2 separate regions of the Homo sapiens genome follow, and region 2 is linked to region 1. A link is a contact called in ENCODE Hi-C or POLR2A ChIA-PET data. All regions are on one chromosome and are shown on one strand. The core of a region is the stretch at or near the end of the contact, and the rest is flanking DNA. Distances in the headings are between cores, read along the strand shown.

Evidence for each region. Hi-C counts contacts between places; a loop is a spot of excess contacts on that map. ChIA-PET counts read pairs that join two places held with the same protein, here RNA polymerase II (POLR2A). Pooled maps may share reads with other maps.
Region 2: a loop to region 1 is called in a pooled map, with 13 times the contacts of the local background. The contact joins the promoter of HSPA4L here to the promoter of USP53 in region 1. A Hi-C loop is called at or near these places in 1 of 37 single-sample maps with no recorded cell type and 4 of 50 pooled maps. POLR2A ChIA-PET finds 5 or more read pairs at or near these places in 1 of 52 experiments (AG04450).

The regions. Positions count from the first base shown.
Region 1 is chr4:119,207,838-119,213,962 of GRCh38, reverse strand. It overlaps USP53 (ubiquitin specific peptidase 53), which reads right to left and starts at 1,250. Exons shown (of 19, transcript NM_001371395.1): 1 at 1,090-1,250. It overlaps LOC101929762 (a long non-coding RNA gene), which reads left to right and starts at 1,319. Exons shown (of 3, transcript NR_125931.1): 1 at 1,319-1,436. RefSeq lists enhancers at 856-905, 611-1,184, 1,516-1,635, 1,758-2,332, 3,488-4,687 and a silencer at 1,256-1,385.
Region 2 is chr4:127,778,672-127,784,796 of GRCh38, reverse strand. It overlaps HSPA4L (heat shock protein family A (Hsp70) member 4 like), which reads right to left and starts at 2,475. Exons shown (of 19, transcript NM_014278.4): 1 at 2,140-2,475. The coding sequence starts at 2,246. RefSeq lists enhancers at 74-313, 1,725-1,804, 1,413-2,405, 2,305-2,454 and silencers at 2,595-2,664, 2,945-3,114.

The DNA.
Region 1 (6,125 bases), core at 1-2,500:
CCTTTTCTTTTAATAACTAAAAGTGAATCAGATCTTAATCACAAAAACCTTCCTAAGTGTACTGCGTTTTTTTGTTTGTTTGTTTGTTTTTTGGAGACGGAGTCTGGCTCTGTCGCCCCTGCTGGAATGCAGTGGCGCGATCTCGGCTCACTGCAACCTCCGGTTCAAGCAATTCTCCTGCCTCAGCCTCCCGAGTAGCTGGGACTACAGGTTAAGTTTACTATTAAACCTACCTCAAAAATAGCCTTAGATATTCTTTGCAAATATATATATTTATACATACATACATACACACACACACATATATATATATATATATATCTATTTCCAGATAAGGAAACTTTCGGAAAACTTTGCTGTCCAACTGGTAATTCCCTGCATACTTTGCATTGATAAAGAAAACCTTGTAGCAGGGTTACAAACCTCAAAACATCCTCAGATTGCAGGTTTTAGAAACCCTCCCTATTACACCTGTGCAAGTACTTCCTGTTCTCCAACACTGTTTAAAAATAGTTTGGTAAATGCCCCGTAAGCCGCCCTTTAGAAGCTAAACATTAACTTTATATACATCACCACTACCACTGAGAAACCACCACCCCAAGAATCTCACGAGTCCAGTCATCTCTCTTCTCCAAGGAGGGAGCATAACCATCCTGGACCCCTTTAAGTAAAAAACTGTGTGCTCAGGCGAGGCAATGTGGCTTGGACAGCCAGGGGCAGGAGCCAAGTAAGGGTATTACTCACAATCCCAGCAGGACTCCAGCTTGTCGCCGCCCTCAAACACGGCAGCAATAACATCCAGGACCCAACAAGTACAGCACCTCCTCCCGCCTCGCGAGCGCCTCCAGCCTGGCCAGAGGCATCTCCGCCAGACGCGGCGAGAAGGGGCGAAAGGGCTGCGTGACCTCTGGCGTCTGAACCGCCCAGCAAAGAGAGTGTGTGTGTGCCCAGAGGGCCGGGGCCATAGGAGGTCGCCGGGCTGCGAGGGGAGAGACGAGCTCTGGGGCTAGAATGAGAGTGTCCCGGTCAGGCCCGCGGGGGTCGCAGGTCTCTGGATCTCCAACCAGAGGGCTAGTTTCGGAGACTTACCTTGAGCTCTACCCTCCTTGCGCGAGGAGCGTGCGGTCCAGGTAGAGAAATACAGGCCTTCCACTCCCACAGAGCTACCTCCCGCTGGCCCAGCCCCGCTTCACGCCGACACCCGCCAGACACACTGACTGCTGCCACAGTACCGAGGCTCACCGGGAACTGGAGCACAGGCGGCTGGTCTCCGCCGCCCAGAGCCCGACCCTGTGAGCGGAGCATGCGCATACGCCCCAATACCCAGGGACCAGTCAGGCCAGTGACACCTGCGATCAACAGGTCCCTGGAGCCCCGCCCCTCTCCCCGCCTCGAGCCCGCCCCTCGGAGCGGGCTCCGCCTTCACGCTCACCGAGGTAACTCCGCCTCCGCTCGCGATTTCCCGGCTTTCTGGACCTGCGGAATTCTATTCCCGCGGGGATTTGATGGCGTGCGCGATACAGTTGGCTTCCTCGGAGGCGCGAGATCGCGCGAGACCAAGAGATAGAACATTTCTGCAAAAGCGGCAGCTTGGCGCTGGAGTTTGGTTGTTGGGGGAAAGGTGGTTGTAGGACGTGCTGTCTGGTGTGGTGAGAAAGAGGCTAGTTCTTCAGGAGGAGGCGATTATTCTGGTGCTCTTGGTAGTTCATTCGGTATTTTCTAAGCTCAAGAACGCGGATCCACCAAGGACTTCACTTAGGTTAGGTGTTACCTGAGAGAACAATCCGTAGTTTGGCATCAGAACCCCATGCGGACACGCAGTTTCCTTTAGATTTCCGTGAGTCGTTAGACGATCTATTTGCAGTTAAATGGCTTCCTGTGGCGTGAATGTGTATTCCCCAAGCAGTTGTTTCTTGCCTTTAATTAGATAGCTTTAATAAGTCTGTTGACCTGGTTAATGATTGTCAGAAAAGTCTGTCCGCCTCTTTGCCGTGCTTTCGAACAGGTTTTAAGTTAAAAGGTACTGCTGGGAATTGGGCTAAACTTTGATTTTGAATAAACCTTTCTTAGGAATAGTAGTAAAGGAAAAACCCATCGTCACTGATACCGAATATCTCTCAAGTAAATAAAGAAGGTTTTGGAACTCATTCCAAAGCTGGTGTAAGTTGAACATACTAATTGTAAAAATGGATTTCAGTAAACCCAGAGGCACTTCTAAAAGTTTATTTGAAGAAAGAGGGGGAAGAAATATTGGTCGTTGATACAGGAGACAAATAGGACCCGTTTGTAATGTCTGAGGCTGAATCATTAAGAATTTATTGAGCATTTACTATGTTCCCTTTACTGAACTAGGCACTGTCAGAAATAGGATGAAATAAAGCCGTGGTTTCTGCCCTCAAAATATTAAAAACTTTGGGAGGGGTGGGGGAAAAAAAGATCCTACTCTGCATTTTTAAAACAATAAGAGCACACCATTAACTCTTCCCTCCGTTTCTCTAATGTCATTTTCTCCTCATTCTGCAGCTACTTTTCTGGTGCACTTTAAATACTGTTTTTCCGCTGCGTGGTCTCTGTTCGCCAGCACTCCATTTTCTTTTGCTGTTTCTGTTTAATGTTAATCCATGTCTCCTTGAGCAGTCTCTTTCCCATCATGGATTTACCTACCACGTGTCCTGTGCACCAAGAACTCTCAGGTGTATATCTATACGTCGGACATTTTTAAGCAACATCCTTTGGATTTCACACAGTATCTTAAATATGTCCCAAATTGACATGGACATCTTTACTATAATCTGTTCCTGATGCCATGTCCCTCTTCACCCATCTGGAACCTACACCATTTCCATTCCCTGTTTCAGAAAATGACACGCAACTGCCCAAGTCAGAAATCTATGAGTACCCCTGTTACTTTTCCTTCATTTCCTCTTTTCTAATATCAAATTTTGACTCTTATTTCCTTAAGTATCTCTCAGGTCCACCCCTCCACTCTCACTGTCTTAGTCCTTCAAGTAATCACCATCTCTTATGACTCATCTTCCTTGTACTATTGCAATATTCACAAGATATCCTCTAGTTATTTCCCACACCAGTCCAACCTCCATTCTATTAATAATTTTTCTAACGTGAAAATACGATCATTATACTTCTCTGCTAAGAATTTTTCATTACCCACCGGCAGGGCCTTTCATGATCACACTGTTAAACTCATCGCCATTCTTCCTCCAGTTCCTCCACATTAATCTTTCTAAAGTCCTTGCTTTCTATGTTCTTGGTTCTCTCAAGATCCTTTGGTTCTCTCTCGAATGCTTATCTCCATGGATCTTTTCATAACTTTCTGAGACAAAATTGTCATCCCTTTTGGGACTTATTTTTATAACAATTATGTTGTACTATATTTATTTCTCTGCAAATGTACCTGACAGAGTAACCCCCACCTCCACCCTTGAGAAATAATTTGAACTGTGGATAATAATGGCTTATACTACCTCCCTTCCTTATTTAGCAATTACAGAAGAATACCCTTCAGTTCACCCTGCTCAAGAATTTGACTAAACCCTGACTATACACTTTTAAAATTATATAATTTCATACTTTCTACCAGTTTTTAGCATATCTATGTACCGATCCTTAAATGGTAGAGTTGTAATAGGACCCAATTTAAGCATCAAGAGGGCAGAGTCTGAAGCAAACATGAAAAAATGGAAAATTGACATTGCAGGACAGCTGTTGCTCCCAGAAAATTTGTAATTGGGAAAGTCACAACAAGGATTTAAAATATTTTAATTCTTACTATTTGTCCTTGAGGGACGTGTGTGGGTTTGATTCCCTAGTTTCTGATTGGCTGGACCCAAATTTGTGAAGACCAATCTCTGCACCTCACACAGGCAAAGAGATCATGAAAGGGAGCAGGCTTGGCATGCCAAAGAATACCCTAGATCATTCAGCTGAGGCTTAGCCAAAGTTCACACCACCAGCACATATACACACCTCTTAGTGTTATTCTGGATTGATTATAACTCAGACTTTGAGAAATGTGCTACCCTGTGGCTAGATGCACCCTGCCACTAATGTCTGGTAGGAATAGCAACATTGTGTCCTGCGGAGCTGTAACCCAGTAGTTCCAGGAGGTAATCAACAGCTTAACCATGACTGAGCTGGGTGGGGTAGAGTGAAATATAGCATAGGGAAGTAGTAGATCAATGACTGACTCAGGGTTAGATACTAGACAGAATCCTTTTTTTCCTAAATGCATCCATAAGGACTGACAAGTGAATTTCCTTACTACCTAAGCTCTCTGTTTTTTCATGTTTCCAAGGCATAGCACAGTGCCTAGCACAGATGCTTAACAAGCAGTGTTTATTGGATGGAGTAAAAATTGGAAGTTTTGTTGATTTTTTTGAATAGAGTCATCTGTGTGGGCTAAAGTTGGAGAGGGCTTCTGTGGGAGATCAAATATGAACTTCAGCTTGGAAGGATTATAAGCAAGTGTATTTGAAGGCATTGAGGAAGATATGTAACTTAAAAGAGCAAAGTTTTAGAAACAGGATTGAACAAGGCCAGTACAGGACTACAATGGGAAGCCTTTGTAAGTTCTGGGGCAGAATGATTCATTTGGAATAAGGTACAGAAGAACTGTAGGGGAAACTATAGCTAGGCAAGAAGAGAAATCTCTAGGCTGTGACTCAGGGATGAGTCAACCAGAAAAATCTAGTCACAATTGACCACTCCCTCCTTGACATCTTCATCTCAATTCTTGTGACATCATTCCTTTATGGCTTTCATCCTGCCTCATGGGCTTCTCTTTCTCAGCCTCCTTTTCTCTTGTACTTTTCAATCTGCTTTAAATGTTGATGTGCCTTAGTGCCTGATCCTGAGATGTCATTTATCCTCATGGTTTTAAATCTATTTCCCACACAGCAGCCAATTAGTCTTTTAAAAATATTGACATGTTACTCCCCAACTTAAATTGTTCAATGACTTTTCATTCACATAGAATAAAATCCAAAATTCTTGCCAAGGCCTATAGACCCCTGAATGATCTGTTCCTGCTTCCGCAACAACATCTCATGCTGTTCAAGGCTTTGCATTCTCTATTCTCTATGTCTGGAAGACTAGTTCTAAACTGGGGGTGGTTTTCTCTCCCATGGACATTTGGCAATGGTTGGAAACATTTTTGGTTGTCACAGTTGCGGGCAGGGATGCTGCTAAACATCCTACAATGGACAAGACAGTCTCCCACAACAAAGAATTATCTAGTCCCCAATGTCAGTAGGATCAAGGTTGAGAATTACTGGCCTAGAACATTCTTCCCATGGGTCTCTAAGTGATTGCTATAGTAATGTGCCTTGTCATTGAAAGTAGCTGGTCTGAACGAGTAAGGCACAGATGAAGTGGGAAGGAGAGAGAGAGTTCCTGAGGATCCTCTCTCCTCTTACAAGGAATTCTGGACTTCAGTATTTACTGGATTCCTAAAGCTCTGCAGCATGACATTTTGTTAAACACTGGAAGTTCAAATTCAATATCCATGATATCTTAGCTAGCTCTTACTTGGCTGAAACTTTTCTGGCCATCCATCCCAGACCTTCTAAGGCTCTGCCATAACAAGGTCAACATTTGCTAGTAAATCACTGCTAGTGGTTTAACTAGTGGCCTCTTTAATTTTTGCTGACTTAGGGTCAGCGTAGGCAATTTCATTACCCTTGTATGTTATTTCACATTGAAACATTCTAATTTTCTTATCATTAAAATTGGGGTGAGAAGAAATACTTATACAAATATCTTTTTATAAGGCCCTAGATAAAAGCAACTGTAAAGTCCCACACTAGGTTATGATGGCCATTAGTGCCATTATTATGATTACTAATGCTGATTACTAAAAAAAAAAAAAATGTTCTTATAGAATCCCATTATCATTGATGACAATGATATGTATTTAATTAAAATCTCAAAAGTACAGAAAGCTTTAGATTTCATCTGGTCCAGCCTCCCACTCAATGGAGGATCATCCTCACCAGTGGGCTATCAGCTTCTGTTCAAATATGGTAACAGTGATAGAAAACCTAATGCTTTGCAGGGCAGCCTATTATTGCCCTTTTAAGACTAACTCAAAAAAATGTTCATCACAA
Region 2 (6,125 bases), core at 1,226-3,725, 8.6 Mb before region 1:
GCTTTTTGCATGATCGGTGTTGAATTGATGGATAAATGTCCTGAGGCCCGGAAGGGCTATGTTTTTCCTCAACAATTGGACCCACAAAGTAATACATAGTGTAAGAGCACTACACTACCATGAAGTACTTTTGTTCAGAAACAACAAAAGATACACTTCTGAGGTAAGTGACAGTGCCCAGCCATGGAGAGAAGAGTTGCTGATGCAAGCTAAGTGAGAATATCCTTTCACTTTTTAAGAACTTTCTAGTTTAGATTAGGCTCATTAAATCTAGATATTACTATTGGCTTTCTAGCACACAAATCAGAAATATCACATTACTTCTCAACCACACAGAACCAGCGAATATGCCTAAGTACAATAACAAAGAGACTTTTAGAAGACTCTAGAAGCCCACTTTTTAAAGAACTAAGTCTGGCCGGCCAGGATCTTTAAAGAATCACAGGTTCACTCACTGCTAAAGAGATTTCTCAGCCTGGAAATGCAGATCGATCTTTCTTACTGTTCTGGTTTCTGATCTTTTAGGATATGGCTTTAAGGACTAAAAGAATGTCCACCCTACCTCTCAGTTTTTTCTCTATAGGTTGAGAGTCAATGAAGCCAAAGATTGCTCCCATTTTTAACCCCTACTCTGCTGAAGGTGGAGAGTGGAATTTCCGGTCTGTTTCTGGCGAAAGCCAGTATTTGTTGTGGCTTAATATAAAACCTTGTAGAGACGAATTCATCGACTTCACAGTTACTGTTTCGGCCTCTCACTGTGCATAAAAGCCAGAAAAAGATGTAAAAAGTAGAAGAGTTCAAACATTATTGAGGATTACCTTATCTATGCCCATGTATTGAAAATATAAACGTCCAAAACGTTTAAAATTTCAATAGAAGAAACGTGTACATCTACGAAAAAAGGTATAAAACCTTCTAGAATCTTCTTGGAAAGAAATCAAAGCACAGACTGCTTCAAGTGAGCTACTCTTCAACATCTTTTTGCCATATTTTAAAGCTTTCCATAGAATAGTAAATGAGGCATTTAAAGACCATTGGACACTGACCTTGTTTTAGTATAGTTAAGGTATTATATTTTGGACCATTCAGAACGGTCAAATTAAGATGCCAAATTACCTTTCCATAAAAAGTAATATAGGTTTCATACAGTTGGTTTCCTCATAAAATTACCAGTAACAGCAGCCTATAAGCAGCAACTAGTTTTTCATATTTCAGAATTACTTCATTATATTCCTTGCCAACAAACTTCCCAGGCCAGAGAAACAACGGAACATGTGGAAACATGTTTCCATGACATAACGCCGCTCCTCCTAAGCCTTTCATTAAGCGTTCATAATAGAATCACTCCACAGTCATGTTTATACGGGACAGCTGCCCCCGACTCCGGCAATTCACTCTGCAGAAACACGCTTTTGGTCCGACCCAACCCCGCCGCATTCCAGCAACTGACGTAGTTACCAATGCACAAGGCCAGTGACTCCCATCCCGAGGCTCTCCCTATCAATGCACCATTGACCTGGCCCTGTAAACCGGCTCCATTACCTGCAGTTCTCAAGGGCACTGGGTTTTGTAAAACCCCACATGCCTCACTCCCCGCCCTTAAAAAAAAAAAAAAGGCTTTCGGGGCCAGATGAACCTGCAATTCATCTCTGACGTGTGCAGCCGAAGCTGACTTTTTACTTTTCTGAGAAAAAGCTGTCACCCAGAGGGACGGGGAAAGGAAGGAGGGCAGCTGGCGCGGGGCCGATAATCCCACGTAAACCTCGTTAGAGGCAACCGGAGATCTTTCTCAATATTCCGGACGCCAGGGGCTGTCCCACAGCAACCTCTTCCTCGCAAGCAAAAGAGGCGTTGGGGGACAGCGGCACGAGGCAGGGGACGTGCGTAGGTACAGAAAAGAGAGCTGCGCAAACTAGTGCGGTCCCTCGTCCTTGAAGGAAAAGAAGCTTTGCGGGGCGAGGAAGTCCGACTGCCACCCGGCGGTCTCTAGGGACTGCGGTTGACGGGTTGCACCTGTCATCTCGGGGTTCGGCGCACGTTAGGGGAAAATCCGAGGAAGCGAGCAGACAGGACAAACGTTAAGGACGGGAGAGAAAAACGTTTCTTAGGGTCGAGGTGATGCTCAGCAGAGGCACTTACGGGGTACACCTGTCGCTGTACTCATTGGCGATGGTCTCGATGCCGCCACTTCTCGCGACAGCAATGTAGCAGTTGAGAAAGCCGAGGTCAATGCCAACCACAGACATCCCGCCGCGTGATGGTCGGGCTGCTGGTACTGAACCCTTCGGTACGGGAACCGTGTCCTCTTCTGGGCTATTGCTGCTGGGATTGCGACTCCTACCAGAAGCAAACGAGAGGGGACCCCAAGTCGCTAAGCAGAAAATCTAGGGCAGGGAGTCGGAAACCCGCGGAAGGAGCAGAGGCCGTCAGCGCCGCAGCCTGCACCGCGTCCCGCAGCCTGGGTCTTTCCCTACTGCGGTTCGGCCGCCTCCAACCGGCGGTTACTGGGACCTGCGCCTGCGCGCTCGGCTGCCCGGGAGGCGCGCGAGCCTCCGCTCCGCGCCCGAGCCAGCTCCGGGCCCGGACTTCGGCCGCTTCCGTCAGCACTCGGGCAACGGCTGCCCAAGAAGCTGCGGGTTCGAGAAAGATCTGGAAAATGGAGGCTGCTGAGCTATCCGGGGGCGGGAGAAGCGGGAAGGCGGGGCGGGGAGGATCGGGGAAAGGAGGCTAGGCACATTGGCTTGCTCGCCCTCGCTCGGCAGTAGGACGTCGGGCGGTCGGGCTAGGTGAGAGGCAGGCGACCGGCCGGCCCGGGGCTTTGCGAACGTGTTTTGAGGCACATTTTTGGGTTGTTTTGGCAACCGGAGGCGTGCTTGTCACGGCGGCAGGATGCTGTCCTGGCTGGCGGGCGCCGCCCCCTCACCCCCTGCCCTCAGAAGGGCTCGCCCGCAGGCCTCGCCTCCCCGAGGGGCCCATGTGCAGCCCGGCGCCCTCCCCTTGTGGCTGGAGGCCCGCCGCGCCCGGCTCTGTGAGGTGGCGCGCATTGTCCGACGTCCGCCGCTCCGCCCTGTCCAGCCCCGGGGGAGCTGCCGAGCCCGGGACAGACTCTTGTGCGAAAGCGGGATGAGCACATGTTAGGTTTTTTTCTTTTTTCATCAGCAGGATTTGAAATATCAAAAGTCAAACTTCTGTCAAGAAATAAGATCACACTGACAACTTTCCCTCCACGTACCTTTCCTCACACCTTTCTAAAAGATGCTGGCCCCGCCGCTGACCCTTGTCTCTGGAAACCAGTTTTACAGGAAAGTGACCTTAATTAAGTGTGCCACTCACACCAGCCAAGTCTGTGCTTTAGCCTCCAGCCGCTGCCCTGTGGTCCTCAAAAAAGAGCCCAGTGTGGTCCAGCGCCCTCCCTCTTGGTTTGATCGGCATGTGTTGCCTGTCTGTAATTAACCAAGTTTTATGTTACACTTAAGAAATTTGGCTGTCTTGTTGCTTTTCGTTCACTTTTACGTGTGTGCCCTGTTCCTTCTCTGCCAGTCCTTGGTCTGTTCCCTGTTCCTCCCCGTCCTCTTCATCTAGTCTCTGTTCCTTCTCATCCAATTCTTTGTGTGTTTTCCTGTTCCATTTTGGTATCCATCTTGAAAACAGGCGTGTTTTTTTGTTTGTTTGTTTTGTTTACTAGATTCTTTAGTATTCTGATTATCCCTAGTTGTCCACTTCTTTAAATAACTTAGATTTTTTACTATTAATAATGTTGCTACAGCAGCAGCAGCAGCAAGGGTGGCTATAGTTCCTGCTGCTGTTAGAATGAACGTGAAATCCATTTTCAAGGGCAATACTGAGGCAACTGGATTGTACAGTATTGCTTGGGCTCTGGTCTCTACATTGAAGAAATCAATCAGGCCTCTCTTCCCTTCATGAGCACTCAGGAGACGTGGAGCCCCTGGGTGAAGCTGCGCTCTGAGACACCGCAGAACTCGGCGTCCCAGCGGGCAGCTCGTGAGCAGAACAGGGATTGGGCGTTGCCCTGCGACTGAACCCTGGGCCCTGGTCCTGCTGGGCGCCTGTGACTTCCACCAGTTCTCCTCACACACCTCTTCTGACATCGGCCATCACTATCTAGATTTATTCCAGAATATCCTGAAATTCTCCTAGTACAATTAATTTATCTTAATTCCATTAGTTTATCCATGTTGTCTATACAACTTGAGGGTGTAAGAATGTTTTTTTTTTTTCCTATTAAAAATACCACTTAAAATATCAAAGTAAAAAGGAAGTTGAGGCCAGGAGCAAAGTGGTGTTATCATCACGTTCCTTACAATTACTGGCAGGACGTGAGAGTACCCAGTGGTTAAAACCATGACGGGCTTTGGGGTCACACAGATTTGGGTTGTAGTACCAGGCTTGCCTAACTTACTACCTGTATAACGTTTGGCAAGTTACTTAATGCTCCAAGCCACAGGTTCAGTCTGTTAAAATGAGGACAAATATGCCTACTGGGCTGTTTTTATGATTAAATAATGTAAGCACTGCATCAGTCCCTGGCACCAAACGGTCAATAAATGCTAGCTATGCTTAGCTGCTGAATGATCCTGATTCATGTACATTGGTCATGTATCCAGCAACCTTGCTGTATTCTAAATTCAAGTATTTGCAGAATTTCTTGGATTTTCTGTGTATAGAACAATATGGCCTGGGAAATAATGAATTTCTTCATTTCTATTTCTTCTGTTTCTTATTGTTTTGCCTGGATTATGTTGCTTAAGTGCTCCAGTAAAATTTTGAAAATAAACAGTAGTGGTAAGCATCCTTGTCTTGTCCCTAACATTAAATACCTTTGTGTTTATGATGTAAGAAAGTTAACAAAATTATCTTCTATTCCTACTTTGCTAAGAGATTTTTCTCATAAAATCCACTCACACGCCTGTAAGTGGATACTGAAACTTAACAAATGTTAACCATCATCTAATGACCTGTTTGTTGCCCTTTAATTTGTTAATACAATGAATAACGTTACTAGAGTTTTCTAACATCCTTGTATCCCTGGGATAAACCAGAAAGGCCATGATGGTTCTGATTGTTTTGGCTTGTGATTATTTTATGAAGGATCTTTACATCTATATTCATAAATGAAACTGGCCTTTTTCTTTCTTTACTCTTTTTATTGGCGTCAAGATTATCGCCTCATAGAGGAAGCCAAAGGGGTTTCCTCTTTTTTGTTCCCTTCTGATAGTTTTGGTAAGAAAAGCCTGTAAACCGGCTGGGCGGGGTGGCTCACGCTTGTAATCCCAGCACTTTGGGGGCCGAGGCGGGCGGATCACCTGAGGTCAGGAGTTTGAGACCAGCCTGACCAACATGGCGAAAACCCATCTCTGCTAAAAATACAAAATTAGCCGGGCGTGGTGGCACATGCCTGTAATTCCAGCTACACAGGAGGCTGAGGCAGGAGAATTGCTTGAACCTCGGAGGCGGAGGTTGTGGTGAGCCGAGATTGCGTCATTGCACTCCAACCTGGGCAACAAGAGAGAAACTCCGTCTCAAAAAAAAAAAAAAAAAAAAAAAGGGCTGTAAACCATCTTAGCCTAGAGTTTATGAGGTTTATGATGAATGATTAAATTTCTTTAGTGGTTATGGTCTATGTTTTCTATTATTCTTGAATCATTATTGGTTATTTGTATTATTAAAAATTTACCATTTCATCTAGGTTTTCAAGTTTGTTGGCACAAAGTTGATTATTCACTTAAAAAAATCTCTTCAGTAGTTATATGTACATCTTTTTCATTCTTAATATTCTTTATTTTAATCTCTTCCTTTTCTTGGTTCCTGTCAGTATGGTTTGTTAAAAGAACCAGCTTTTGGTTTTCTTGCCTGACTTAATTGTCTTTGTTTTCTGTTCCATCTGCTCTTTGTTTCACTATTTTTGTTTATTCCTTTTCTAGTTCATTGATTTTCAGTTTCTTGTTTTCTAATACATACACTTGAAGCTGTAAATTTCCTTCTACGTACCATTTTAGCTATATTCCTACCTGAATTTTCAAAGAATTGAAGTTGGAGAGTAGGCAATGAGGATAAAATGAAACAGGCCAATGGTCACTGGTCTTGTTGTCTAAGGTGTTATCCGA